Linked DNA regions of Mus musculus: regions 2, 3, 4, 5, 6 and 7 are each linked to region 1. The links are chromatin loops, found by intact Hi-C in ENCODE. Cell type or tissue: heart. All regions are shown on one strand. Region 1 holds the start of Nhs (NHS actin remodeling regulator). Region 2 has its middle 55 kb from the start of Nhs. Region 3 has its middle 120 kb from the start of Nhs. Region 4 overlaps Reps2 (RALBP1 associated Eps domain containing protein 2). Region 5 overlaps Nhs (NHS actin remodeling regulator). Region 6 overlaps Nhs (NHS actin remodeling regulator). Region 7 overlaps Nhs (NHS actin remodeling regulator).

What was found. Peaks named below come from ENCODE experiments on the same cell type or tissue, not always from the same donor. Only the 100,000 strongest peaks of a DNase experiment are listed, where the experiment ranks them.
Region 2: a loop joins it to region 1, with 1.9 times the contacts of the local background. A loop is called at or near these places in 3 of 42 quality-filtered maps.
Region 3: it touches region 1 in a loop (9-fold over the local background); 15 of 42 quality-filtered maps call a loop at or near these places.
Region 4: it touches region 1 in a loop (9-fold over the local background); 7 of 42 quality-filtered maps call a loop at or near these places.
Region 5: a loop joins it to region 1, with 19 times the contacts of the local background. A loop is called at or near these places in 13 of 42 quality-filtered maps.
Region 6: a loop joins it to region 1, with 3 times the contacts of the local background. A loop is called at or near these places in 10 of 42 quality-filtered maps.
Region 7: a loop joins it to region 1, with 4 times the contacts of the local background. A loop is called at or near these places in 4 of 42 quality-filtered maps.

The regions. Positions count from the first base shown.
Region 1 is chrX:162,157,956-162,161,955 of GRCm38, reverse strand. Nhs (NHS actin remodeling regulator) reads left to right here and starts at 2,515. Exons shown (of 9, transcript NM_001290526.1): 1 at 2,515-3,123. The coding sequence starts at 2,568. In heart, a CTCF peak has its summit at 1,832; a DNase peak (open chromatin) is centred at 1,925; H3K4me3 peaks cover 2,617 bases; H3K27ac peaks cover 2,072 bases; H3K27me3 peaks cover 1,699 bases.
Region 2 is chrX:162,212,621-162,216,620 of GRCm38, reverse strand. No RefSeq gene overlaps it. Among named protein-coding and RNA genes, the nearest start is that of Nhs, 55 kb to the right of the region's middle. In heart, no CTCF peak of the experiment used is centred here; no DNase peak of the experiment used is centred here.
Region 3 is chrX:162,277,005-162,281,004 of GRCm38, reverse strand. No RefSeq gene overlaps it. Among named protein-coding and RNA genes, the nearest start is that of Nhs, 120 kb to the right of the region's middle. In heart, a CTCF peak has its summit at 1,740 (motif pointing right); no DNase peak of the experiment used is centred here.
Region 4 is chrX:162,452,459-162,456,458 of GRCm38, reverse strand. The region is part of intron 14 of Reps2 (RALBP1 associated Eps domain containing protein 2); the gene reads left to right. Among named protein-coding and RNA genes, the nearest start is that of Reps2, 190 kb to the left of the region's middle. In heart, a CTCF peak has its summit at 2,477 (motif pointing right); no DNase peak of the experiment used is centred here.
Region 5 is chrX:162,022,786-162,026,785 of GRCm38, reverse strand. All of the region lies in intron 1 of Nhs (NHS actin remodeling regulator), which reads left to right. Among named protein-coding and RNA genes, the nearest start is that of Gm26317, 45 kb to the left of the region's middle. In heart, no CTCF peak of the experiment used is centred here; no DNase peak of the experiment used is centred here; H3K4me3 peaks cover 259 bases.
Region 6 is chrX:161,969,092-161,973,091 of GRCm38, reverse strand. All of the region lies in intron 1 of Nhs (NHS actin remodeling regulator), which reads left to right. Among named protein-coding and RNA genes, the nearest start is that of Gm26317, 98 kb to the left of the region's middle. In heart, a CTCF peak has its summit at 2,474 (motif pointing right); no DNase peak of the experiment used is centred here.
Region 7 is chrX:161,871,449-161,875,448 of GRCm38, reverse strand. Nhs (NHS actin remodeling regulator) reads left to right here. Exons shown (of 9, transcript NM_001290526.1): 2 at 57-209; 3 at 3,847-3,980. Among named protein-coding and RNA genes, the nearest start is that of Scml1, 41 kb to the right of the region's middle. In heart, CTCF peaks have their summits at 1,549 and 1,750 (motif pointing left); no DNase peak of the experiment used is centred here; H3K27me3 peaks cover 264 bases.

The sequences.
Region 1 (4,000 bases):
ACTTGAATGGTGCTTTGATTCATTTCGCCTGTGCTAGTCACTTTAGGCTAGATAGTCAGATAACTAGAAAAAAAAAGTTCAGCTTAAATAGCCCTTGGATTCTTCTTTCTTCCCTACCTTGTCCCCCAGCTCCTTAAGATCATCTCTCCTGACCTATGAAAGGAACCAACCAATAATCTCAAACTCCAGTCAGGAGTGAAAGCTTTACATTGCTCATTCACAGGACACACAGGTGGGTGGCTCCCCGGGCTCCAGGGTCAACAGGAGTTCTAGGTGTGGGGAACTAGCTGATAGCAGACTGCTGCCATCAGCCTTGGCAAGTGGATGCCTTACACACTCGTCTAGTATTTACTCTTCACTGTGGTCAGAGAAGTAGGTCCTGTTTTGCCCACCTAGCAGACCCTCCGTCCAGAATTTTGAACATGTTAAATAAAAAGTGTCTAGCTACATTTGAAATTAACCAGCTCTCTGGATTTGTGATGTCAAACACACAGGCTGAGGAGTAAGTAGTTCCAAAGCGTTCTTTTACTTTCTACTAGGAAACCAAACCAAATTTAAAGTAAGGTTGTAAGAATTATGCAGTGAACTGCAATCTATCCTTTGCTTGGGCACATTATTTTGGTTATTTTTCTCTTTGTTATACTCATTTCATTATTACTGTCACCACCACTGTCACCACCTTCATTCTTGTTACTAAATCATTCATGAGGACCTTACATACATCATGATTCTCTACCTCCAGAACCCCAGCTTGGATCTTCTTTGTTGAATAGAGATAGTCCTTCACCAAAAATGAGTTTTGTTTGGGTTATTTATTTATTTATTTTAGGTAGAATAAGAGGGGCTCTGTTGAAGTCTTTGTGACCAAAGTGTAGGCTGATTCAAAGTCTGTCTTGTATGGATTCCTTTTCAAAGCTGGGAGCACAGAGGACAGCCCATTGCATGTCTCGAGGACTTTATTGCTTCCATAAACTATATTTTTCCACGTTCGTTTTAAATACATGAAATGAAGACAACATTCCCAAGATTTGCTTGTGACCTTGAATTTTATTTATGTTATATATTTATTTCACAGTACACATAGTACACATTGTGGAAGGATGAAAACTTGTATTTTACTAACAGTCCCCAAAGTCTTTTTAGATTTTCGGCTGCCACCATGTAGCCTGCACACTACTGCATTTGAAAAATGTAGGCCTTTTAAGAAATTATACCTTTTAGTTAACCAAGGGGAAAACTTTCCATTCTTCTGTGAGTCATCCTCTCTCCCATGGGAAACTTTAAAAACCCAGTGTTGGATTAGCACAGTAGGGCGACAAGGAGGTAATCCGATTCACTTCACTCAATGTGCAATGAATTTTGCAAGTGACTTTCTGGGGTGGGAGGTTGCTCACTAGTAATTTGGGTCTCAGTCATGATGTTCTGTAGAAGGCAGCTCTCAAGGCAGACCAAAACAGGATGCCAGAAAAATGGTATAAACAGTCGTCTGGCCACTCTGGCCATGTGGGAATGCACCCATGCTGCGTCACCCTTCCCAGCTGTCTCTGTGAACGCGGCGCCTGGGGCACTTTAAGGAGCAGCCCAGATTTCCCCTCTAAGAACCCAAAGACTTGACAGAGCTAGAATTCTGAGACAACTTGCTCCAACACGAATCGACAGCATCCCCAATACTTTCCTTCCTCTTAGCTGGCTACCAGCATCTCCACTCTCAACTTGAGGACACCCCGCCCCCACCACGCTCATAGTCTCAATTCTAACCTCTGAGACGGGTTTGAGAAAGTGCCCGCGGTGGAACGCACCAGGCGCGGTCCAGCCACCAGTGACTCCCAGCGGCCGCACAGGGCGCTGCGCCCCTCTCGCCCTGGCCTCCCCCGCCCGGCGTCCGCCCTGCCGCCCCCGCGCCGCCTCCTGAGCCAGGGCTGGAGGCGGATTCCTCTGTCCGGGTTTTCAGAGCGCCTTTCCGAAATCTCCTCCCCGCCCAGAAAGAGAGAGAGATCCCAGGCGCAATCGCTCCCCGGAGCGGCCGAGGGGCGCGCGGGGAGAGGCCTGCGCCGGGGTACTTTCAAACTGAGGCGCGCGCACACACTCACACCCACCCACCCACCCACCCACCTAGACACACACGCGGACAAACACACACACACGCGATCACACACACATACACACTCACTCACTCACACACACATACACACACGCCCATTTATATAGGCGGCGGCAGTGGCCAGGGCGGCGGCAACGGGCTCAGGAGCGATGGAGCTGAGCCGGCTGACCCCGGTTGAAAGCAAGTGAGGAGGACCCAAGCACACTCCGAGATTTCCGTGCTCAGCGCTTGTCATCTTTCCTAGACAGCCGTGCTCCCGGAGGAGGACAGGTCAGACTAAGCTGTGAAGGAGAGGGTGGGCAAGAGGAGGAGGCCAGGTGAGCAGAGGAGCCCTCAGCGTCTCTGGACTGCCCGGATCGCTCCTTGCCGGACTCCTGCCCTCTCCTCGCTCAGGTGGGCGCGCCAGGTCTCTAGCTCACAAGGGTCGCTCAGAGGAGAAGGGAAAGTCGCGGCCCGGCTGCGCGGGATGCCTTTCGCCAAGCGGATCGTGGAGCCGCAGTGGCTTTGCCGGCAGCGGCGCCCGGCGCCCGGCCCAGATGAGGACACGAGTGGAGGCAGCGTTGAGCCGCCGCCGCCCCTGCAGCCGCCTGGCCGGCGGGAAGAGGCCGAGGCACCGGAGCCAGAAGAGCCTCCTCGTGTGCCCCCTGCGCCTCTCCCACTGCCACCTCTGCCGCCGTCTTTGCCGGCGCCGGCCGAGCAGGATCAGCAGCCACCCAGCGAAGCGCGGGAGGCCGGGGAGGAGAGCGTGGCGGGGGTCTCGGAGGCAGCATCGGCCCCAGGCGAGACGTCCGAGGCTTCAGCCGAGGCTGTGCTGCTCATGTTAGACCTGTGCGCGGTCAGCAACGCTGCGCTGGCCAGGGTCCTCCGGCAGCTCTCAGACGTAGCCCGGCACGCGTGCAGCCTCTTCCAGGAGCTCGAGAGCGACATCCAGCTTACTCACCGCCGTGTCTGGGCGCTGCAGGGCAAGCTCGGTAGCGTGCAGCGCGTCCTCAGCACGTTGGACCCCAAGCAGGAGGCAGTGCGTGAGTACCAGCGCCGTCCATCCTCTAGGGTGCTAGGCTCAGCGCCTCACCCTTTTACTGTCTCCACTCACCACAATCCCAGGCCCGAGGCGCCTAGCCTGCTGCAACTTGCACCTTACTCTTGCCTTTCTTCCCTTCTGCCCTGAGATCCACCCCAGTACTCCGGGTTGAGTAGCTGGGGTGGCCCCTGACCGATGCAGGCATGCAGGCATGGAGGGCAGAAAGTTAAAAGGACGGCTTCTGAACTCATAGACACCCTTGGCGTTCAGAATGGGCAGGTGGGGAGCATTTAGGGAGCCAGACAGGAGGTAGAGAAAGAAGGTCTGTCATTTACCACTGGGACAGACATGCCTTTCATGTCCTTGGGAAGAAGGAGGGGGTGCAACTCCTGTAGCTTCCAGGAGCCCACTACCGGGTTGCACTTTTGGGGGGGTCTTAAAAGTAGTAGGTGTCCTTTTAAGATGTCTGTGGGAGACAAGGTGCTTTGTCACACTTGCTGTGGCCTCGGGTGCCCGGGTCTCGTGCCTTTGGAAGGTGTGTGACCTAGTCCAGCATCATTGGCTGGCTGCCTAGAATGAACTCCACTGTGCTCTATGGAGAACCCTGGGAACAGGAAAGGCCTTGATGAGGGCCTGGAAGGAATGCCTGGACCTTGGGGAAGATAAGGGGATCCCCGAGTGTCTTTTCTGCCCTGGGTTAGTTACCTAGGGCTCTTAATGAATGCTCCTTTGGACTATCTGTCTTCTGAGCATCCCACAAACTCTTCTTCCTCCGTCTTAGTGCCTTGTTGCACAAATCCAGACTCAGGTGTGAGCCAGTCCAGCCAGGCAGGTTACAGCGAGAGAGCAAGGACGGTGAGCTAGGAGACGTCTGGACA
Region 2 (4,000 bases), 55 kb before region 1:
GTTTTGTTTTAAACACAACTCTGTCCTGTTTACAACTTAACTTATTGCAAACTTAAAATTATTATCCAGGACTGGACATATTGACTCTGTTAGAAGTCTGTTACACTGGCTAATTTTGACCATGGGAGGCAGTCATGAAAGGCAGAGCAGGCCCAGGCCTGCTTTCTATTGTCCTCAGGCGTTGACAGTCGGTGACTGTGGCCACGCTGGGTTGGAAGGAGGCTTAGCGTATTTGGGGGTAATTTCCCTCAGGAAATTATAAGGATCCTCCATTGACTCCAGATGCGGTCACTGGTTTTGAGTCTACCTACTCCCTGGGGACACTGTCTTGTGCTGTGTTTATACTAAAGAAGACACAAGAAAGGGTTTTCACCAACAATTTTATATCCCCAGCCTTATTTCCCATGGAAAATATCTCATATTCCTTTCCTTTGTCATTGACCATAGATAATTTAGAACTTGGTGAGGTCATAGCATCTAAACTTTTAAAAAAGGAAGATGGAGAGTAGCCTTTCCTAACAAGTTTTTGACCAGAGTAGTTATCATTTAATCTTTACATTAAAGCTGGGTGTGGCAGCACTTGGGAAGCTGAGGCAGGAGGATTGCTTTGATTTCAAGACCAACCCGGGCTGTATAGTGAGATCCTATTTAAAACAGAATGAACAAAAACTTCCTAACAGGGCTGGAGAAATGGCTCAGTGGTTAAGAGCACTGACTGCTCTTCTGAAGATCCTGAGTTCAAATTCCAGCAACCACATGATGGCTCACAACCATCTGTATTGGGATCTGATTCCTTCTTCTGGTTTGTCTGAAGACAGCTACAGTGTACTTACATAAAATAAATAAATAAATAAGTAAATAAGTAAATAAATAAATAAATAAATAAATAAATAAATCTTGGGGCCAGAGCAAGAGGGGCTGGAGAGAGAAGAAAAAGTGTCTGAAGACAGCTACTGTGTACTTACATATAATAAATAAATCTTTTAAAAAAAAACCCTTCCTAACAAACCTGTTCCCTCTATTTGACACAGGAAAGACCAGGGCACCAAAAATGACCTATTTCAGGAGTCATGACTTAGGAATAGTGATCTCAGGATGTCAACCAAGGTCTAATCTAATTCTAAATGCTTGATTTTACTTTCTTAGCTATATATTTTTTTCTGTTGAGAAGTCTGGGGATATAATTAAACGATACCACTACCATCATCACTTACAGACTTCAGTTGGGCATGGTATAGAGTGTGCAGGACTGTGCTGTCAATATAGTCTAAAAATGTCTCTTGAACACTGGAATGTGAGACAATGAATATTATAAATAGCTCTCTCTTGCTGGTGGTCTTGGTGGAGAGGAAAATCATACACTATAAATCCCTTGTCAATTGACAAACCTGCTTTTAGTTAGATGTTTAACAATCTCCAGTCTCTTCAACAAATGTCTGTAAGGCCATTTGTAAGAAACAGAAAAAATGGGATCATGGGAGTTCTTCCCAGCCACATGCATACCAACATCTTATTGTGCAGTGCAATTGTATAAAGTTAGGAAACTCAGGACAGACAAAAGAGCACTCTGGGTATCTGAGTTGTAACTCCTAGTTGTTAGATCATTGAGAGAAGATATTTCCCATTTACATAGTGAAATCAACCACGAATCTGCCTGCAACTAGATTGTGACCTTTTATTTTTTTTACAAGTAACCTTGAACTCTCTAGGCCTCACTTTTCTCAAGCAGAAAATGGAGATAACAGCATGGGCATTGTGTGTAATTGTCTCGGAATGAGGACAGAGATAACAGGTAAAGGTTGGAATGCCTAGTGTGTGCATGTTAAGTATTCCCTAAACCAGATACAAGTATGATGGTTTGTATAGGCTCCGCCCAGGGAGTGCCACTATTAGAAGGTGTGGCCCTATTGGAGTGGGTGTGTCACTGTGGGCGTGGGCTTAAAACACTCATCCTAGCTGCCTGGAAGCCAGTATTCTGCTAGCAGCCTTCAGATGAAGATGTAGAACTCCCAGCTCTGCCTGCACCATGCCTGCCTGGACACTGCCATGTTCCTGCCTTGATGATAATGGACTGAACCTCTGAAACTGCATGACAGTTCCAATTAAATGTTGTCCTTATAAGAGTTGCATTGGTCATGGTGTCTGTTCACAGCAGTAAATCCTTAAGACACAAAGAGTTTGATACTTCATTATCTGGATTATAAGCATCCACTTCCTGATTAATGTGAGAGGAAGTGAGAGTCTACTCTTGAGGATTAGGGATGTTCAAGCAGTAAAATCTATGCAATTAAAAAAAAACTTAAAATGCCTGAATCTGAAGCATTTCTAGTTCCAAATATTTTGGAGGGTCAAAGTATCCTTATAACATCCCATTAGCCATTTGGTTACAGGGCTTAGGTAAAAGAGGTCAAGATAATTCCCCTCTGGATTGGAGGAGTGCTAAGGTCACATTTGGAAGCCATGGACAATAAAAATAATCTGAGGCTATTTTTCCTATTCACCTACAGGTGAATACTCTTAATAATTATGCATATGTTTGTCTATTTATTTAATATACAAATATATGAAAACCTTTACATTCAAACAAAAGAAATCTTACAACTTTTTCCAATAAGAAAAATGTAAGACACATTAGAATAAAAAACAGTTCTAGGAACATTAGAACAATCCCATGAAAGGGACTCAACATGACAAATGTAGCCAGTGTCTCATGGCTTGTGTGGTACTAAGGACTGAATTTCAGGCCTTATGAGTGCTAAGCAGCCCTAACCGATATCCCTTGTATGATTTTATCTCAGTTGTTGTTAATTTTACGATACATGCCTCTACATTCCTCTCTATATACAGTTCTGTTCAAGTTTCTCATTGGTTCCCTGCTGTACATATTTCAACCTCTGACATGTTTCCTGAATATCAAAAGCTTATAATCCATGGATACTATTCAAAGTGTTTGTCCAGAGCATTGAGCAAACTCTCTCTCTCTCTCTCTCTCTCTCTCTCTCTCTCTCTCTCTCTCTCTCTCTCTTTCTCTCTCATTGCTGGGTTGCAGTGGAGTTCAGGTCCTAGGTGAGGTGCAGCTAAAATGGAAAGTAGTTGTAGATTAACCTTTACAACGATGAATAATGTTGTGGGGATATATCTCCAATTGATTCTCCAAGCACAAATATGGTCTAGCTTTCTTTCTCCTCTTTGCCAATATGAACTGTAATGACACCATTCTTTTACCTTGTAATTTCTCAATCCGCTGTGAGGCACTTTTTCATCTTCCATTGCCATAGTTTTTATAGTACTTTCTAGTACTGCAGATTGAACCTAGCTAGAGCCTTTCACATATGGACCAAAAGTTCTATTCATTTGTACAATTACATTTTGAGGCAGAGTCTTGCTAAATTGCCCAGGCTGGCCTTGAACTCAACACGTAAATCAGACAGGCCTTGACCTTGCAATTCCCCTGCCTCTTCCTCTCCAGTAGTTGGGATTACAGGCCTGTGCCAGTATAGCTGATTCATTGACATTTATATTGGGTTGTTATTATTATTATTATTGTTAATATATTTCCTGCTTCTCCCTCTGTCCAATTTTTCCTGTAATAGTAATATTTTAATTAAACAGGTAATATGTATTAGTGCCTTATGTAGATTTAACTATGTTATTTTCATATATGTATATTATTCACTTTTCTTGTATTTCTTCCCTGCCAGATTTTCCTTTTCCCCATCTCCACTGCTTCCCTTCTACTCTCAGAAACATCCCTTCTTCTTTCATGTCATATATATGACACATGACATATGACAGTAACTATGCGATACTTAAGAGACTCATGCTTCATTTAACATGCTAATTTCCAGTTCCACCCATTCTCCTGCAGATGATCCAATTTTGTTCTTGTTTATAAAAGATTGAAACTCCATTGTGCGAGGATGGGAAGATGGCTCAGTGGTTAACAACTTACTTCACAACCTAGAGGACCAGCATGAGGATCCCAGTACCCACACAGCAA
Region 3 (4,000 bases), 120 kb before region 1:
AAGCAAACAAAAACAATGGAAGCCTCAGTGCTTAACTTTTGTTTGGGCTAATTCCAAGTTAGGCATTCCATACTGTTTCTCGGGGATTTTCCTGCAGGGTAAAATCAGTTGCTCACCATGGTAGCCAGCGAACTATACCTGACCTTTGCTCCTTGCCCACCAGTCTTGTCCACATCTCCTAACTAAACTGGATGAACATAAAACACATCATTTTATCTCACCACCTAGTTAGGTAGGTCCCTAATATACTAGGTATTGAGAGGTCCAACTGATGAATAAAGCAACAGATGAAGGCAAAGTGCTATGGTTGTGCTATGTTGAGGGTGTCCTCCAATGGTTGATGTGTCGGCATCTTGGTCTTACTTGTGACTCTGCTGAGTGGTTATGGAACCTTAAGTAAGGTGTAATGAGATGTGATTGGGTCGTTGGGAGTACTGCCCACTGTGATTAGCATAGTTTAATGGCACCCCAGTTACTTCTCATGAGAGTGGGTAGCTATAAAAGTATAATACTGGCTCTTGCCCAATCTCTGTCTCTCTCACATGGACTCTAATCATGATGCCACTTACCATGACAGAAGAGCTAGGGCCATGGTCTTTAGATTTCCAACCTTCAAAACTGTGAGATAAATAAACATGTTTTAAACAAAAAAGACTATGATTCACAGATTGGGTGAACCGTCTCAAGCTCATTCAACTGGTGAATAGGAAAGCTTAAGTTGACATCTGGGTCTCGTCTATGCTCTCCCTCTAATAACACTTTGTAGCTTAGTCATATTGAACAACACACTAATGCTAATACTGGAGGACCGAAACAAAGCCAAGATCTGTGTGATTGCTCTACCACATGCCCATAATTTATCCTAAGCATCATCTGATTTACCATAAGTGGCCATGGCTTTTGGTTGGCTTCATGTCACCATGTCCACAAGCAGATCTATCGCATAAGTTTCTTGAGCTTTGGCAGTTAATGGGTGGAAATCCTACAACAACCAGATGACTCTGAATTCAAATTCCACTTTGAACCCGAACTGCTATGAGAACTCAGAGTCTGGCTGACCACTGTTTAAGATGCTCTCTACATGGATGAATGAATTTCCTTGGCAAGAACTAAGCAAGTGATCTCTTCTGTACATGGCTGAGCTGCTGAGAGAGCATGATGGATGGCTTTGGAGATGAATCTTAGAGTTAAATATAACAAGACCAGAGACATATTCTGATACTGCACTTGTCATTTCCCTTCTCAGAAGCCTGAACACTTCTATTTTTTTTCCTGAGAGCATCTTCTCATACCACTGGAGCCTGCTTAGTCACACCTGGGTAAAAATCCTTGTGTGAGTTAGCACCCCTGGGGAACCATCTTGCCATTTGAGAATGGGAATGGGTAGATTAAATGCTGCAGCTTCTTCATTCAACAGGAGAATGATTCTGAAGCCTATCACACATGCTATCCCGAAGGACATGTAGCCCAACTGAGCCTTGATCGCACAGAGCTGTAATGACTGATTCACACACGCATGTATTGGTTATTGCCTCATCCCTGTGTCATTATTTCCTAGTTGCCTAATGTCTAAAATTCATATTATAATTTGAGCATACAGTTTGACATGATGGTTAAAAGAACCCCTGAGTATAGAGTGGTCTGCAGCTAATGAGTGTTCACATGAGAATATGGTGGTTACTGCGGCAAGCCTTTTGTTTTTGGCCTTTAAACTCCATCCTGCAGTTCCAATTCCTCCACTAGGTGGCAGAGTATCAACAGTCATCATTTGTGGACCGCGTGTCTCTGAGAGTAAGAAAAATAAGTAAGTTAGAGACCCTGAGGGACTATGGTCAGTGAGACGCGAGAAGGGCGAGCCTATGATTAAAAACTAACCCAAATAAAGAAAGTGGTGCCCTGAAATTTTAGCCTCAGTCAGATCGGTGCCTGATTCGAGGCCTTGAAAGGTAGAGATTGTTGGATGAATTCCCAAAGCAACACGGGAACCTATATGGGAGAAGCAGGAGTCTGTCTATTTGCAAGAAATTAGTGGGCGCCATTTTCCCATGGTGGGGTGAATACTAAGTCATAGGAGATGACTAGAGGGTAGAGAAATGGCAATGTGCCAGTGAAAATCTAAACGATCATCTGAGCAAAGTAGAACTTGATAAGAGCCATGAGATCTGGCAGGCAGCTCTGGAAATCTTCCAGGATTGTTTGGTAGTTCTTGTTTGCAACACTGGACAAACAATACCAGCTAAGTATGTATGAGCTTCATGGTTAAAAGATGAGGAGAAATGGGGGTATTTAGCGACTGCTTCTGTCATTAACTACTTGAGCATTTGCCTGGGGTATTAACCCCACAACATGTACAGAAGTGAGATGCAGATGACTCGGGTAGAAAGCTTTTGAGAAATTTTCGCAATTACTGATGAGCTCAGATGGGTAGATGAAGTAAGGGATGAGAAAACCCACAATGGATGCTACAGAAGTGCTTCAGAGACTGCAGGCTATATACATAACTCCTGTGGATCTGATTAAAATACAGATAATCCTTATTTAAATCTCAGGTGGTGACTGAGATTGAGAATTTTGAATGAGCACTCAAAGGAGTTGGATCCATGGATTACATTTTATAGGAAGTAAGGGTCACACTTACTTTGCATCTGCCCTGCTATTAGTTTTTTTAATTAGGTATTTATTTCATTTACATTTCCACTGCTATCCCAAAAGTCCCACATACCCTCCCCCCCACTCCCCTACCCACCCACTCCCACTTTTTGGCCCTGGCGTTCCCCTGTACTGGGGCATATAAAGTTTGCATGTCCAATGGGCCTCTCTTTCCAGTGATGGCCGACTAGGCCATCTTCTGATACATATGCAGCTAGAGTCAAGAGCTCTGGGGGATACTGGGTAGTTCATAATGTTGTTCCTCCTATAGGGTTGCAGACCCCTTCAGCTCCTTGGGTACTTTCTCTAGCTCCTCCATTGGGAGCCCTGTGATCCATCCAATAGCTGACTGTGAGCATCCACTTCTGTGTTTGCTAGGCCCCGGCATAGTCTCACAAGAGAGAGCTCTATCTGGGTCCTTTCAGCAAAATCTTGCTAGTGTATGCAATGGTGTCAGCATTTGGAAGCTGATTATGGGATGGATTCCCGGGTTTGTTTGTTTGTTTGTTTGTTTGTTTGTTTTTAATCATTCCATACCATTATCAACCTAAACAACACTGCAGTCACTGGGGGTTTTTGAATTTTTGATGTTCCCTTCTCTGGTTCTTGATGTTACTAAGTGGTAGATGGGGAGAATGTAGGAGGAACTTTTTAAAAAGACTTACTTTATCTTTGTGTGTGTGTGTGTGCTCATGTATGTGGAGGTACCCATATTGTCCAGAAGACATGCCAGGTCCCCCTGAGTTGAAGGTACAGGTGGTTGTGAACCCCTTGATGTAGGTTATGGGAGCAATACAATGGTCCTCTAGAAAGGTCATATGTACTCTTAACCGTTGAGCTATATATCTCCAGACTCTATGGACAGATTTTTTAAAACACAACATTTCAATGTTTAGAAAATACCAAGAATTAAATAAATCTATTATACTACCCAGCTATACCACTCCTTGGCCTGAGCCCAAAGGATCTGACATCTTACTGCACATACACTTGCTCAGCTATGTTCATTGTTGCTCTGCTCACAAAAGCTAGGAAATGGAAACAATCTAATTATCCTTCAACTGATGAATGGATAGCAGAAATGTGGTATATTTACACTACGGAATACTATTCAGCTGTAAGGAATATGAAATCACGAACTTTATAGGTAAGTGGATGGAACTAGAAAAGATCACATTCAGTGAGGTAACCCAGATCCAGAAAGCCAAATGTTACATATTCTCTCTTATTGGAGGCTCCTAGTTCCAAAACTTCAGATGTGAATACACAGTCTATAGTAATACAAAAGCCAGGAAAACAAAATAGGGCCAGTGCCCAAGTCTGGAAAGCAATTGAGAGGGAAATAGCAGGG
Region 4 (4,000 bases), 290 kb before region 1:
GCAACTTAGGGAAGAAAGGGTTTATTTTAGCTTATGATTCCAGAGGGTTAGGGTCCATAGTAGTGGGGAAAGGCATGGAGCAGACAGGCATAGTGGCAAAAGGAAGCTGTCTGATCATATTTTCATCCATGCAGAGGAAGCAGAGAGGGGAAGAAGGTGGGAGGGAAGGAGGGAGGGAGAGAGAAAGAGACCAGGAAGTGGGGGGCAAGGCTGAAAACCCTCAAAGCCCACTCCTATGACATATTTCCTCCAGCAAGGCTCATAACCTTCCTAAATAGCCTCCAACTGGGGACTAAGTGTTCAAATACAGGAGCCTATGTGAGGTATTTCTCATTCACACCACTTGTGAATCTGTGTCTCAGAGCTGTTTTTTTACTTTTAACAACCAACCAGACGCATCAAGAATATATTTTATTTAAAAAAACACTGTAATTGAAGCACCCTACCCTACTACTAGTGACCCCCTCCCCCATTATGCTTCTGATATTGTTGTGTTGCATAAAGCTTACTTTTCTGACATGCTTTTTCTTGTCACTCCCATCTGTTTGTGTAGTAACTTCATCAAGCTTTAATGGAATGGACTGACTATAGTGCCATACTTTGCTAAGACTTATGGGAGCATGAAGCTAGGTGTAATAGCCCTATCCTTTATGGTTCATTGTTCTCAGAAGACAGTCAGGCCCAAATCATCTATTGTGTACTTTCTCATGGTACCTTTCTGTAACTATTCTATTCTATGTGTCTCATTTAAACCCAGTGCTTCACTGAGAAGGACTATAGACAATAGGTAGTCACTATTTTCTTTTTGAGTAACAAGATAGCTCAACTTTCCCCATGGGGGATGAGTTACAGTTGCTATCTAGGTTCCTGAAGTTCTTGTTTCTCTTCTCTTCAGTTTCCTTCTTTATCACCAGATAGTGACAGAAAACAGGAAGTAGTCCTAGGTGTACTCTGGCTTTAATGTGTAATGACAGTGGAGGACAGTAGGGCTTGAGTCAGGGATTCAGCCTGAGAAAGTAACTAAGAACATGGGCTTGGGCTTTGAATCTATATCTTACTGGCTTCGAAACTTTGGGCAAGGTACTTAGTGTTTTCCTGCCTCAATTTCATCATCTTAAAAATGAATATAGTAGGAGTATCTGTTTTTATAACTGAAAGAGTAAAAATGAATAGGTCACTTAGTGTCTGACATATGACCAGCCATACACAGTCATTAAGAGCTATTATAATTATTATTACTCTATGCCAAATGAAACAGAAAGGATGAGATCTAGTTGGAAAATACAGGAAACTCAGGATAGCCAGAGTGGCCACAAACCAAGGATGAGTGCTGGCATAGATCACGTGACCACTTGTAATAGAATTCGTTTCTTTCTTTCTTTTTAATGGTAATTGGAAAGATCAGACCCAGGGCTTCACACATGCTAGACCAGTCATTTACCTGTGAGCCACAAGCCCTTTGTTTTTGTTTCGTTTTTGCTTTTTTTGAGGCAGAGTCTTGTTGTGTAGTCGAAGCAGACCTCCAACTTGTGATCTTCTTGTCTCAGCCTCCGTGGTGCTGGGATTACAGGTGGTAGTAGCACATGTACATTCAAATCACTTTCTTATTCATGTCTGTGACCTAGGAGCTTCACTCTTGCCTGTATCATTCTCAGGTCCAGATCATCACCAGTCACCAGTTTCTACTCATACTAGAAATGGGAAGGAGGAGAATCTGTTGGCAAGAAGCAGGTGTAGGCCATCTTTCTTCAAGCTTCCCTCATGGAGAACACAAGTCCAAAGAGACTTCTAACACAAGTGAAACTAAGGCAAAGGAGATGAATGCGTGCTAAGTAGGGCGTCTGTCTGTCCTTTCAGTCTTTGCCCCTACAGTCTCCCAACTCAGCGAGCATCATCTCTGTGTGCAGGATTTGTAGATTTCTTTATTTTCTTGAAGATTTTTGTCTGACCAAGATGCACCATCTTTCATACTTTACCAGAAAAACTCTTGATAAATATCTTTATTCATCTGGCAGCTTTAAAGGCTCGCTGTCATGAAAAAGTGCTAGAGAAAACAGGATAAAACAGGTGTTCTCAATTCCTTCCAACGTGCATCGCCCTGCTGACAAACTACTGACATGTCGCTATCCCCTGTTTCTGGAGGATTCTGGGGAAGCCTCAGTTTTCGGCCTTTAGTGCCTTGGTAATATTCCAGTGTTTCTACCATGCTGATCACAGGCAGAGTGAGGAGGGAGTGTGTGTGTTATCAGCACTGATACCAACCTGCTGTGTGCTGGAGTGTCACTTGCCTCTGACTCCTTCCTGGGGGTTCTTCCCAGCAGGCAACACGAGCATCCACCCCTTGGGATCACATTATCTGTTTTAGTTTAGGGTACTGTTTTTAACCCAATCCCTGAACATCTGCTAAAATGTTTTTGCAGTTGTTGCTTGCGGTGAAACTTTTCTTCTGTATACGTTTAGCTTATGCCACTAGGTGGCACTTTAGGGACATTGCAGGAAATTGGCACAACTGGATTTATGTTTTAAAGTTTTTGACATATAATAAAGAAATATCAAAAGATCTACATTGAGTGTACAACTCAATCAATTTTGAAAAGGAGAATACACACATGTAATATACACACAAATCAAGAAGTGGAATATAATCAACACTTCAGAAGTATCCTCCACCCCATGCTGTTTTGATATACTTATGTCCTTAGGATTAACATTGTTGTGACTTCTAGCAGCATAGATTACCTCTATGTTTTCTACTTGTATAAGTTGAGTTGTGTTCTGTTTATTTTTGTCTGGCTGCTATTGCTTAAGTGATTTTTGAAATAACATATATGATCATTGCTGTATAGTATTCTACTATATATGCAAATATTGTAGCTTGCTCTTGTTGATGGATATTGGGAAGTTTTCAGATTTTGGCAATGAGGAGTAGTGCAACTCTGTACCACCGTGTCTAAGCTGTTGAGTGGATCTATTTTTATTTTGGAGGGTATAAAGCATAGAATGTTCTGGGTTATAAAATGTTCATATGTGTATCTTCAGCTTTCATAGAAACTATAAACAAATTTACAAGGTACAATAATACCTTATTAGTGGCCCTCCATTTCCACTTGCTCATTCTCTTTTTTTTCCAGATTTATTTAGTTTTGACTTTTTGAGACAAGGTCTCAGTATGTAGTTCTGGCTGGCCAGGAACTCGCTGTGTAGATCAGACTGGCTTTGAACTCACAAAGATCCATCTGCATCTGCCTCCTGAGTGCTAGGATTAAAGGCATGCTTCACCATGCCCAACCAGATCTATTTATTTTATTTTATGTATATTGATGTTTCTTGCATTCATGTCTGTGCACCAGATGTGTGCCTGGTGCCTGCAGAGGTCAGAAGAGGATACTGAGTTCCCTGGAACTAGAGTTATAGATAGTTGTGAGCTGCCTGTGTAGGTATTAGCAGGTCCTCTGCCAGAGCAACAAGTATTGCTAATTGCTGAGCTATCTCACTAGCCCCCTCTTGCACAGTGTCATAGGTGCTAACTTATTTTATAGCTGCATCCCAATTCTTAGATAGTTTTCTCTCTTCTTCTTTTTCACTTTCCTTTTTTGGAGTTCCTTGTTGGCAAGCTATTTTTAACTGATATTTTAAAGCCATATTTCTCTCATAGATAAAGTTCATCCAGAAAGGCTTTGTCAACCACTCTTTGGACATTTGTAATAGCTTGACTGTGAACTAAAAGTAGTTTGAAAAGATACTATTCTACTACTCCATCACTCAGAGACAGCAATGGGGAGAAGCAAAGAAGTTTTTTCAAGACCTCATCATGAGATGCCTTTGAATTGCGGGCCTGTTTGGACAGGCAAGAAAGAGAATTGCATAAGGCATCCTTATTCAACTTACTCCTGGGGAACTCAACTCTCAGAAGAAGTCTGCCATAGACAACTGTGTCTCTGGGGAGCATACTGTGTATTCTACTGTAGGTGCGTGATAGAATGATGTGTGGATTCAGCTC
Region 5 (4,000 bases), 140 kb after region 1:
GAACTCAATGTGTAGCCTAGGCTGACTTTAAACTCACAGAGATCCTTCTGTGTCAGCTCCCAAGTGCTACCACGCCTGGCTTAATCACACTTTTAATATTTTAGTAAAGTCTTGTGTATTCCAGACTGGCTTCAAATTTGCTGCATATGGAAGCATGATCTTGAACTTCTGATCCTCCTACATTCACCTTTGGAGCCATCGGATTGTACGCTTGTACCACCACGCCTGGTTTTGTGGTACTAAGGATTGAACCTAGGGTTTTTGTGCATGCTAGCAAACATTCTAACAACGGAGCTACATCCTCTGCCTTATCAAATGATATTTAAAATGTCAAGACACATTTACAATGGAAAATAAATTGTATGCAACCCTAAATTTATCTCATTAGATTACATTGATGTTTTAAAATTCAAAATAAGAATCCCCTAATTCTTGTTCTGCAAATATTTATTATGTCTGATTCGTGATCTATTTCTAGAAGTGTTTCTTTGGAAGAGATGGTATTTTGTTGAGTATATTTTCTAATTATGTGCATCTATTCACTTGTTCATCTATTTTACAAAACAAAATCTATTTTTATTAGTGTCTCACTTTAATTATTAAATGGCCCAAGGCCAGGTTGCCATAGCTAAAGCAAAGTGGAAAACCATAACCTTGACAAATCAGGGGCTGGCTCCGATTCTCTGGATAATTCCCCATCCCTGCATTTGGGTTTGGCAGAGGAAGCAGCATGCACACTCAGTCCATAACTGGGTTTTACCAAGGTCAGGACACCTCCATCTCTGCTCTCCTGAGGGTTGCTCGGTGAAGTTCAGTGATTGGACAACAGTGGCATCTAAGACCTGGATCACAACACGACTGGCTTATGGGTCTCTTGAAAGATGGAGCCCACTGTTCTCTGTGGCATTTTAAAGCCATTCTTTTTTTATCCTGGCTTTGTACTGCTTCTATGTCACATTTAGAGCCCTCTGCCACACCCCTTCGGTATTACGGATGGAACACGGGGCCTCCTGCATACTAGGTGAACACTCTATCACTGAGCCATGCCCCCAGTCCAAGCTATGACACTTATGTATAAATCCTGACCTCTCATAGAATACAGTTGTTGAGAGCCAGCCACTTATCACAGTAGACAGGTAAACAGCGGGAAGCTTGACTTGGATATATTGTGACCTTGACTGGAACACAGTGGCTTCGCCTAGTGGGTGCCATGGTCTCTGAAAGTAACCCGTTTTCAAGGTGAGGCTATATCAGGCTGACAGTTTCTCCCTGCACCAGCTCAGACACATTTGCTCAGATAGTAGCAGGAAGCCTCTGAGAAACTGCCTACAGCCAGCGCTCTGTGGTCCACGTTTCTGGCTCTGCAGCTGCCTGGGTGTGGCAGTTCTTCTGTAGTTGCCGGTGCTGCCACCTGCAAAACCCGGACTGGATTTCTACCTTAGATCCGGCTTAGGGAAAACTGGGCTTGTCTGTAGTAGAAACCCTTTGTGAGGAATTGATTCAGGGACTCACGATGTTAACTTCTGAAATTAGTGGTTGATCTATGAAAAAAATTGTGATGTTGTCCTCAAATTGTAAGATCCTTAAAAAAAAGAGTATTTTTTTTTTTCAAACTTACCCAAGAGTTCATTTGGGGAAGTATGGACCAGTCATCCAGTTCTGAATCTATAAGTGTACTCTACTCACAGAGGTAAATCTGGAACACAGAGGTAGCAGCAAGGAGTCACAGCTCTGAGAGAACAGGGTAGTGCTGGACAGGAAACTCTTTGGAGTTTAGCCAGGCCTAAGATTTGCACTCTTGGTAGATACAGCAACAATTGACTTAGCAACACATGCCACTTGAGAGATTGAGATCCAGTCCCAGCCAGGAATAGGCTTCCAGGGCCCAACCCAGAAGTTGATGTCTGCTGCTTTCTAAGCATGACAAAGCTCACAGAGGAGGACTGCTCATCTACAGTGAGCAGATGTCCAAGTAGCTATGAAACACCTTCCAAGGCCTTTGAGAAGCCTGTGATAGAACTAGTAATGGGTCCAGTTTCTCTAGAGTAACAGATCTCAACATGTCGATTGCAACCCCTCTTGGGGGTAGAAAGATCATTTCACAGGCATCACCTAAAACCATCGGAAGATGGCTAGGAAGGGAGACTTCTCCCTCCTGTAAATTGACTATCCTGTGTGCCCAGACTTGTCATACCCTTATCCACCAAAAACTAACCTTCATGTTCTGTGATATCATTGTTTATCTGTTTTACTTTTAGTTTTTAAATAATCCATTTTATAGGGGAGGTGTGAGAATAATACAAGTTCCATTTTATACCTTTATGTTAATTTTTTTATTCTCTGATCCCCTCAGCTCCCTACCTTTCTGTCTTCTCTTCTATTCCACCTTACCTTCCCCATTCCACACCCTTTCCCCACTCTCTCCACACATAGTCTTTCACACAGGTGTATTCACAAGATATCCTTATATGTGTGTAATTGTTTCTGTTTTAGAGTAGTCCATGAGTTCAAACTTTCTTTACCTTTACAGAGCTACAAGCAGCTGTTAATTGTAGAAAATGGAATACTGGCTTAATATGTTTCTCTGATCCATAGCCCATACTCTAGTTGTGTCCCGATAATGTCCTTACTAATAAGCTTTGCACAACTCACAAGCTAGTTCTGGATTCCACATTTCTTTTAGTTTTCCTGTCTCTTTTGTCTCTTTTAATTCAGAGCAGTGCACAAGGCTATACTTTCCTTCTGGGGCTGCCATTTTTGGAAAATGCTGATGAATCGTTGTATAGAGTATCTCTTAATTTTAATTTCTCTCATGTGTCCTTGTGCTTTCCTTAAGTCTACACATTTTTTTTTATTTTTACTGAAACACTATGTAAATGATTCAACTTGCAGCTTGTCAGAAACCATATTAGCAGGAATACAAGCTTATTTGTCTATCTTGTTGAGACCAAATTTGAGCACTTAGTTGATATATTGTCTGTGCAGTCATTTATTCCATCTGTAACTAATATATATATATATATACATATATATATTATTTGTTAATAATGAACACATATACTTTTGACATTATGTAAATATCTGATTCCTCATCCAATTCTCTCCACCTAGTTTGAGCATTCATTAATGATTCTTGTCTGAACAATGACTTGTTATAATGGCTTCATCTTTATCCCTTCTATATTTGTTAGTCCAAGATAATCTTTGCCAAGGGTAGTAGGTAAGCTCACGGGGGGGGGGGGGAGGGAAGGTCTTGATTTCATTCTTGAATCCTGACTGCTACTCTTTGGAAGAAGTCTTGGTTTGTTGGGGGATGTGTGTTCATACTTTATTTGAGCACTTTTTGTTTACCAGATGACTTTTGACCAACCTTTTAGAGATTTGACAACAAAGGGGGAATTTAGGTTGCATATGTTATAATTTACTTTTGTGGCATCTTCTGGAAAATTGCACCTGGATCTTTTACACGGTGTTGCTCAACAGAAACTTGCTCATAATGATAATAATAATAATGATAATAATAATACCTTCCTACCACCTAAGCCTTGCTCCAAGGAAGGGGAGGAAGTTGGAGAGAGGGAAGAGACTCTGAGAAGAATGGTTGGACCAAAAGGAACAACTAACTGTGGGGAAGCAGCCAAGTTAAGTAAAATGTGAATTTCCAGGAATGTTCCAAAATGCTTGTGTGGGAGTTCTTTTTGGAAAGTTGAAGTAGTAAATTCATTGGAACTTAAAAAAAATGATTTTAATTCAAATGAATGCTTCTACAGGCAAGATGCTTGGGTGGATAAAAGTTCTTGCCCAGCAAGCCTGATGATCGAAGTTCAGTCTTCCAGGACCTCAAGGTGGGAGGAGAGAAATGACTCCTAAACATGGTCATCTGAGCTCCAAAAGTACACCCTGGCATGTATGCACCCCCAAATGTATGCAGGCACATACCCCCAGCACATACACATGCACACACACACACATACACACACACACACACACACACACACAC
Region 6 (4,000 bases), 190 kb after region 1:
GATCACCAGTAACTTATGCAATTTTTAAGAACTAGAAACTAGCCTCTCTTCCTTCCAGACCCCAAAGTAAATTATATACATGAACTAAGTGTTAAGATTACCACCCCACCCCCACCCCATAGAGGAGGAAACAGGCAGAGAGATTAGGAGACCTGCCTATGGGGCATACAGCTTGAGCAATGATAATGACTCATTCTTATTGTCAGTTAACACACTTTTTTCTTACATATATGAGTGTGTAGGCACACATTTTTCTGTGGTTGTTTTTACACTAAACAGGGAAGAAATAAGAACCTTCAAGCCACCTGGCCAAAGGAGACACAAATTGGAACTCTTTTAAAAACCTAGGGCATGAGTCAGGTGGTGGTGGCACACATCTTTAATCCCAGCACTTGGGAGGCAGAGGCAGGTGGATTTCTGAATTTGAGGCCAGCCTGGCCTACAGAGTGAGTTCCAGGACAGCCAGGGCTGTACAGAGAAACCCTGTCTTGAAAACAAAACAAAACAAAAAACAAGGACATTTATTATCAGATAAATTTAAATAGCTCATTGAAGGAGTCAGAGTACTTGTCTGCCTGCTGTGCTTTTGCAACCAAACAATGTGTGGCTTACAACAAGTTACTTAAACTCCCTGGACCCCAGACACACCTCATCTACTTGGAAAATGAACTGAAAAGCTCCTGCCCTCTAAAACCACTTCAGGGAGTGAAGAGACAACAGGGTGCTGTTGGTTCAGAGAGTGTGAGCATATCTCTCCATTTGGTGCCACAGACTCCCTTTTCTGAAGGCACCGAGTGAGAGCAGCTACAAAAAGCATCAGAAGATAAAGAACCCGAAACATGTATCCAAGAGGTGCTTGACTTTGTATAGAGAAAGATAAACAAATTCACTGACAGCATTTGATAATAAGGTACCAGAGAAGGGTGCACTTGGAGTTTACACTAAGTTGACAAGATGATAGGACACCAAGTCAGATGCTTTTTCAGTAAAAAAGATCAGGTTCTCCAGTTTAGCCACACCCCCACCTACACCTTGTACTATTTACCATTTGTGAGTGAGCAAAAACTGATATTTGGTCTCCGGGTTGATAGTATTGCTAAACACTCTCAGAAATATGTGACTACTTTAACCTGGGCCTACCAGGCTTCATCAGTGCAACTGAGAGGTAGAGGCAGAAGCATCAGAAGTTAAAGATTATTGGCTATATAATAAGTTCAAGACTAGTCTAGGATACACGAGATGCTATATAAATAAATAAACAATTAAATAGCTCTCAGATAACCTGCCTATAGTCACCTCATTGGTTGTTACTAGATTCTAGGGGCAGACAAGGGACCTAAACACTGGATTTTTCCAATGTCCCAAATATTGTTGATTTCATAAGTTGAAGTTTTTAGAAAATACAAGTATACTGATATATATTAGCTTATTTATTAATATGTGAAGCAACTAGCATGTAGTTTGGAGGTTGGAGTTATAGCTCAATGGCAGAACATGCATCTAGCATCTGCAAGGTCCTCCATTCAGTTCCCAATCCCTCAAATATAAAACTCCCAGCCCTGTGAACATATAAAAGATGCTTAAGAATATAGTTGTTTAATAAGGATGAAATGCCTCTCATATGCTTCTTTAGCTTTAAACCCAGGGCGGGGGCTAATTAACTGGACTTGAAGCAAACTGAACAGTGCCCTCAGTTCTTTGTTGAACTGAGCAGTCTAAACCCACCCCATATGTCACCCTGGCCAGCAGAGTGCAGTCCTTTCCCTTCCATCCAGAGAGGATTGCTGCCCTACAAGGGAGGGCTCCCAAGGATTCAGTCCAACAAAAATCAGTTTTCAGAGCATACACTAGGAGGTACTAGAAGCAACTTCTGTACTCAAGGCTTTTCAGGCTGAAGCCAAGGGTCCACTAACTCTGCTTGGGGACTGATTTGTTAATTATTCCTTTCCTTTTGTGACATTTTTCAAGATAAACTTACTTGAGCCAGTCTCCTAGAAAACCTTTTAAAATGCTAATTGTGCGATTGTGCGAATAATGTAAAAATGAATCCTGTGGTGTGCTCAGTACTTGACTAATTAACAAGCAGTAAATGGATCCTTGCTTAGCAAGTTCTGTACCAGGCTGTGTGAATAGCAGGTTGAATGCTTCCTGGAGCCACAGTTGGAAGAGTTTGGCTTTAAATAAATAGTTGCCTTACCTATAGCAACTGGCCAAACCAAAAAATAAAAATAAAAAAATCAAGAATTATTTGGTCATTTTGTACCCAAATTGCTGACTATTAGTGTACTTGATTAAGCAGAACATTGTTTGAAATCTTGAGTGGCACCATGGCAGGCCTGAGGATACAAGGAATACAAAGATAAATTTAGACTAAAGGATCGTTTTGAAGATTAATCTATGTTTATTTTATGTGTATGAATGTTTTGCCTGCATGTATGGTTGTGCACCATGTGCATGCAGTACCAGCAGAGGTCAGAAGAGGGTGTCAGATCCTTTAAAATTGGAGTCACTGGCACCTGTGACATGCCATGTGCGTGCTAGGAATGAAACTCCTGTCTTCTGCAAGTACGGGTGTTCTTAACTGCTGAGCTGGCTATCCAGTCCAAGGGATAATGTTGAAAGTTAATAATGTCACAAAAGTCCATGCCAGGTAATCAAAGTCAACAAGTGCCTTTTGACTACAAGGGCAGATGTCCTAGTCATAGTAGCTTAAATGGTAAATATATCTAATTGTGTTACCAAATAACATGCCTGAAAGCAGACAATTCTAAGATCTACTCTTCCTGTTGTTTTATGTTGTCATTCTTAGAGTCTTGGCTTTTTGTCCTTAGGCTTCTTGCCTCCAATTACAATATAGCTGCCTTGCTCTAAGCATGTTTTCAGATGGCAGACCCCAAAAGCAGTGAGTGAGAAAGGAAGCAAGTGGGGCAGTATGGTAGAAGATCACCTTCATCCAAACAAGCACACATAGGTGACGAGAGTGCCAGTCTGTCATGACTGAAAATCCAATCTGTCTTGGCAGCCATTTTTCCATCATCACTTAACACTATGCAAGTAACTTTTTTAAAAAACAAATGTGTGAGTTAGGTGTCTGTGCCATATAGTATACATATGGGATACATGTAAGTGTTTTGTTACAGGTGCATTCAGAAGGCAGAGACTGTACATTAGTTCTTGAAAAATGATGGAAAATTTTGAAGAGGACCTGAGTTTTTAGCTGCATCAACCAAGTGGACAGAGGAGAAAATGCAAACAGGAAACCCACTATGTCAGAGTATGGTGTTCTCTCTTTTCTTAGCTTTTCTCATCTTTTGGTCAAGCCTCTGTAAATAGTGAGTCATTTAACTCTTCAGGATTTCCAGATTTTCAGTGTTAATAGTTGCTATGAATACTACTGGGGGAGAAGAATAATCATCCAGCTTTGACCTCCAAGAGTTACAACTATCACTTGGCCAGTCAAGATATGTTTACTGGTACAGTATTGACATAGATGTTATGAAAGTAACTAACCACTTCCTTATCGTAGACCAACTCCGTGAGATGGAACCCATTGTTAATGGGGTCCATGAACCTGTGACTGTATGGGTAATGGGCTCTAGAGGGGAACCTCCTACTCTGTTAAGTAGGCATAATATTAAAATGACTCCAATGATTTAGTGCTATATCCATAGTTTAGTGGATCTCGAAACCTTTATCAGAGAAGCTTCTTCTTGCACTTAGACTGCAGTTAACATGGAGACATTCTGATGTTCAGTGTGTAGAGAATCAGAGACTGGGAGGTACTCAGCCCTCCCAAGGCTCAGGGACCTTCTTGGAAAAGAAGATGAAGCGATTGTAAGAATCAGAGGTGAATCAGAGGTGACTCCAAGGAATCTGTTTTTCTAGTCACAACAGAGAAATAGTCTTGTGTGTATAAATGTGTATCAAATACGCAAAATCATATTTTAAAATTAATGATCCTTGATGTGGGTGTGCTCACAGGCGGTTAATGAGAATATAA
Region 7 (4,000 bases), 290 kb after region 1:
AAATGCACAATCCAAGCTCCTGATGTACATTGCACTGTTTGCTCTTTGTCTTGCAGCTGTCTCCAACTTGGACATCGAGAGCAAGTTGAGTGTATACTACCGTGCACCATGGCACCAACAGCGAAACATCTTCCTCCCAGCGACCAGGCCACCCTGTGTAGAAGAGCTGCACCGCCATGCCAGACAGAGTCTGCAAGCCCTTCGTAGAGGTAACTGATCCCAGGCAGGGGGGATTTCTGGGAGAACATCAGAGGTTGTGCCATCAAGGATTTTCTGTCCCATTAGTCCTATTACCTCCTTAGCTGAAGCAAGTGCTTTGAAATACTCCCATGTCTACCCTGAATGCAATCCACGCATAATATGAGCTACAGGTCTATACTGATTAAAGTTACCATTATGGCCTTAATATGATCACAAAGAGAATTCCAAAAGGAAAGGTATTAATAGCACTGTCTCAATGTTCAAGTGCCAATTCACAATTATATTAGATGACATAATAAGAGGAGTTAGATGTCTGTACCTCTCAAAAATACATTTGAATTACGTAAAGACAGAAGCCATTCCAAACAAAAAGTATGGGGAAATGAAGGAGCCCTAGAGGTAGGGGCAGGAGAAGAGCCATGAAAATTGTTATAGTTAACAGTTATTTGATATAAGCAAAGTAATACTTTGGCTTAATTAAAAGGGAATTAGGTTTGACTCAGAAATAGATTCTATGATTCTTTTGATAGGAGATTTAGATGGGGCATTTGGAATTTGTATGAGACCTGGAACCTTTTCACTGACCATTCAGTGCATTACAGGATGGCTGTTATGCCTGGCTTCTGCCCAATCATTCTAAAAACCTCAATAAGGCCCTCAAGTGCACTTCTGTTTCTGTTGAGAATCTCTGAGCTGATCCAATGCCTTCATTCTACACGGAGGTGCAAGGAGGGCTGAAATGTGGGGGAAACTGTTCAGGATCATACAGGCACCTTTTCTATAATCTATGCATCCTCCCAATATGCCACATATCACTCTCATAACTGACCACTATGTCTACCTTCACACAGGTAAGGATAGCGTCTTATTAATTTATTCTATTCAAAGCATATAGCACAAAACCAGCATATGGCACATCCTCAGTATGAATAAGTATAAGGGAATGAAATTCTGCACAAAGCTGATTGAGCATTGAAAGCACAAGATGAGTACTGAGGAATTTTATCATTCTCACTAAATGCCTTCACACATCACATCATTAGAGAGCTTGAGTAACATTAGCCCTGTAGACATCATTCTTTCTTATCATTTTATTATTATTAATCAGCCCTCCCTGATTAGAGTTTTACAGATCTAACCAGATAACAGTGAGCTACTCATAAGCTATCATATTTCACTGCTTCATCAGGTTTGGACTTAAGAGCAGAACTGAAGAACAGCAAGTGCCAATATCAATTTTCTCTGCAGTTCCTCCTAGGGCATAAGAGATAGATAGACAGCCTTCCGGGCTTTCCATGGAAGACTATGGAGGCTCATTTTGCCCTATTCAGACTGGCTTGTTTTGTGGTTGGCTCAACAGCAAATCTTGGGGGTAGTAGTTTTAATAGCATGGCAGAGAGCCATAAATGGGAATTACAGGCATCATAGAATTACAAACATGCAGTGGTGTAAAATTAAAATTAGCAAACAGCCATATATATATATATATATATATATATATATATATATATATATTCATCAGCATAACCCACATCTGCCACCTGGTGGTTGGGACTAATACCAAACTTGCAGCCAAGGGCTTGGCTCCCCAAATGTGGCAGTGAGCTTCTCTGTGGGGAGTCTCTGGACAGCTGGAATCTCCTTGCTTTCATGGGGAGAGAGGGAATGATGAAACATGGGTAAGTAAAACTGTGTGCCTGCAGATTTGTGCTCATTTGGGAACTGAGATTAAACTTGAAATTGGCTGCCTTAATATCATCCCCCTACCCATAACAAACTGTACTGAAGGTCAGGCATTATGCTACAGCATAGCATTGAAAGAGCAATCAAGTATAGTCTCTGTCTTTAAAAATACATGGTATAGTGAGGAGGATGACCAAGTAAGCAGATAGGGTCAGTTCAGTGCTATGGGGAGTAAATAGAAATGTGCCTGTCATGTCATGGAGCCTCAGGGAAGTGACATCTAAATGGATTTCAAGTTGTTTAGAATATAATTATCAATTATCGCTTTTTCCCTCTCTTAGCAATTCTTTAATGCTCAGTGCCAGTAATAACTTTAAGTTATGCCATCTTTTATGTTCATAAAACACACAGAGAGAGTAATACATGGCTATAAAGAGAGAATTATATTTTATATTTCCTTTCCTTTCAAGTTTCTGGCTGGTATCTATGTTCCATTGGTCTAAAGAAATAAGGATGAAGATTTGACTGCAGTTGCAGGCCCTGGTGGACTGATATTGTCTCTAGCTCACCACTGGCAAAAGTCTTATTAGTGAGGGATTACTTTAAGCTGCCTACTCTTGGCCTGGGTAGAGCAGAAGATGTATTTAAGATAGGACAGGAGAGAAATGGTTGAAAGGAGAATTGGGCTAATATCCCCTATCTCATTCCACTCTCTCTTCACTTCTTTCCACCCAGTAGCACACATCTGCTATGCCTAGCGAATTTAAGAATGTAAAAGCTTTTCTTTGGCCTATCTGTTAGAAAAAAACCTAAATGTTTGCTTTTAGAGAAAAATGATGGTGACATTAGAGTCGGGAACTTGATCAAGAAGGGCATTTAGCTCAAAATTTCTTGACAAGCATTGATTTTAGGAGCAGTATAGCAAAGACCACCTATATGATGTGCTTTAGAAGACCTTTCTCTGCTTGTGCATGGAATGTTGGGTTTTTTTTGTTGTTGTTGTTTGTTTTGTTTTGTTTTGTTTTTAAGAATCCCAAGCAAAGGAAGGCAGTGTCAGGGATTGGTGCTTTCCCATGGGATGGTCTCAGGTTTGGCCTGTTATTGGTTGGCCATTCCCTCAGTCTCTGCTCTATCTCCTGTGCTTACATTTCCTGTTGCCAGGATACATTTTGGGTTGAAAGTTTTGTGGGTGGGTTGCTGTTTCTATTACTCCACCGAGGTTCCTGCTTAGTGATTCTTATTATGAAGTCAGGACTACCTTATCCCCTACTCCCAGATATTTCTGAGTCTTCCCCCAAAGACAGCTTTACACTGGAATGAGAAAGCAGTCGTCACAGGGATTCCTTTAGTATCTGTGGGAGCACAAGATTGTAAATCCCTCAACGTTTTTGTGGCTATCAGGAAGGAAAGGCTTTTAGATGGATGCTCATTACCCAGTTCTCTGGAGGAAAATAGAAGATAAATAAAATAGACAGTGCATAACATTTGCCAATTTCTTTTTTTTTTCTGTGATATATATAATTCCTGTCAAAATAATTTCTGACTCCACATAGTTCTTTCCTGGAGTTAGTGACATCTAAGTCCAGGAAGCTGGGCTATGTCTGCATCTATTCTATATTTGAGTCCTTATGGCAGCAAGCCTTCCACCATTATTCTCAACATTTGCTTTCTTTTTTTAACTTCTGATACTTTGATATGAGGTGTGTTGTACTTATTAGTGAGCCTACCTTGTTCCAACATTATAAGATGGGACCATAGAGATGGATGCATCTGTCCTTGTATTTGCAGCAAGTGAATATTCAGTTAAGAACCATTTTAAAGAGTTAATATGGTATATAGATTAGCTAGATTAAGGAGAGCTCTTTTTTTTTCTAACAGCTTTTTGCTAACATTCTCAAGAGGGGAAAAACAATTGAAAATACCAAGTCTTTTTCATTATGTTTGTCTGTTCTGCACCCTCAGAACACCGGAGCCGGAGTGATCGCAGAGAGCAAAGAGCTGCTGCTCCCCTCCCCATAGCTGCTCCACCACTACCAGCCTACCCTCCAGCTCACAGCCAGAGGAGGCGCGAGGCCAAGGACCGCCACTTCCTAACGGTAAGCATGGCAGATGATGT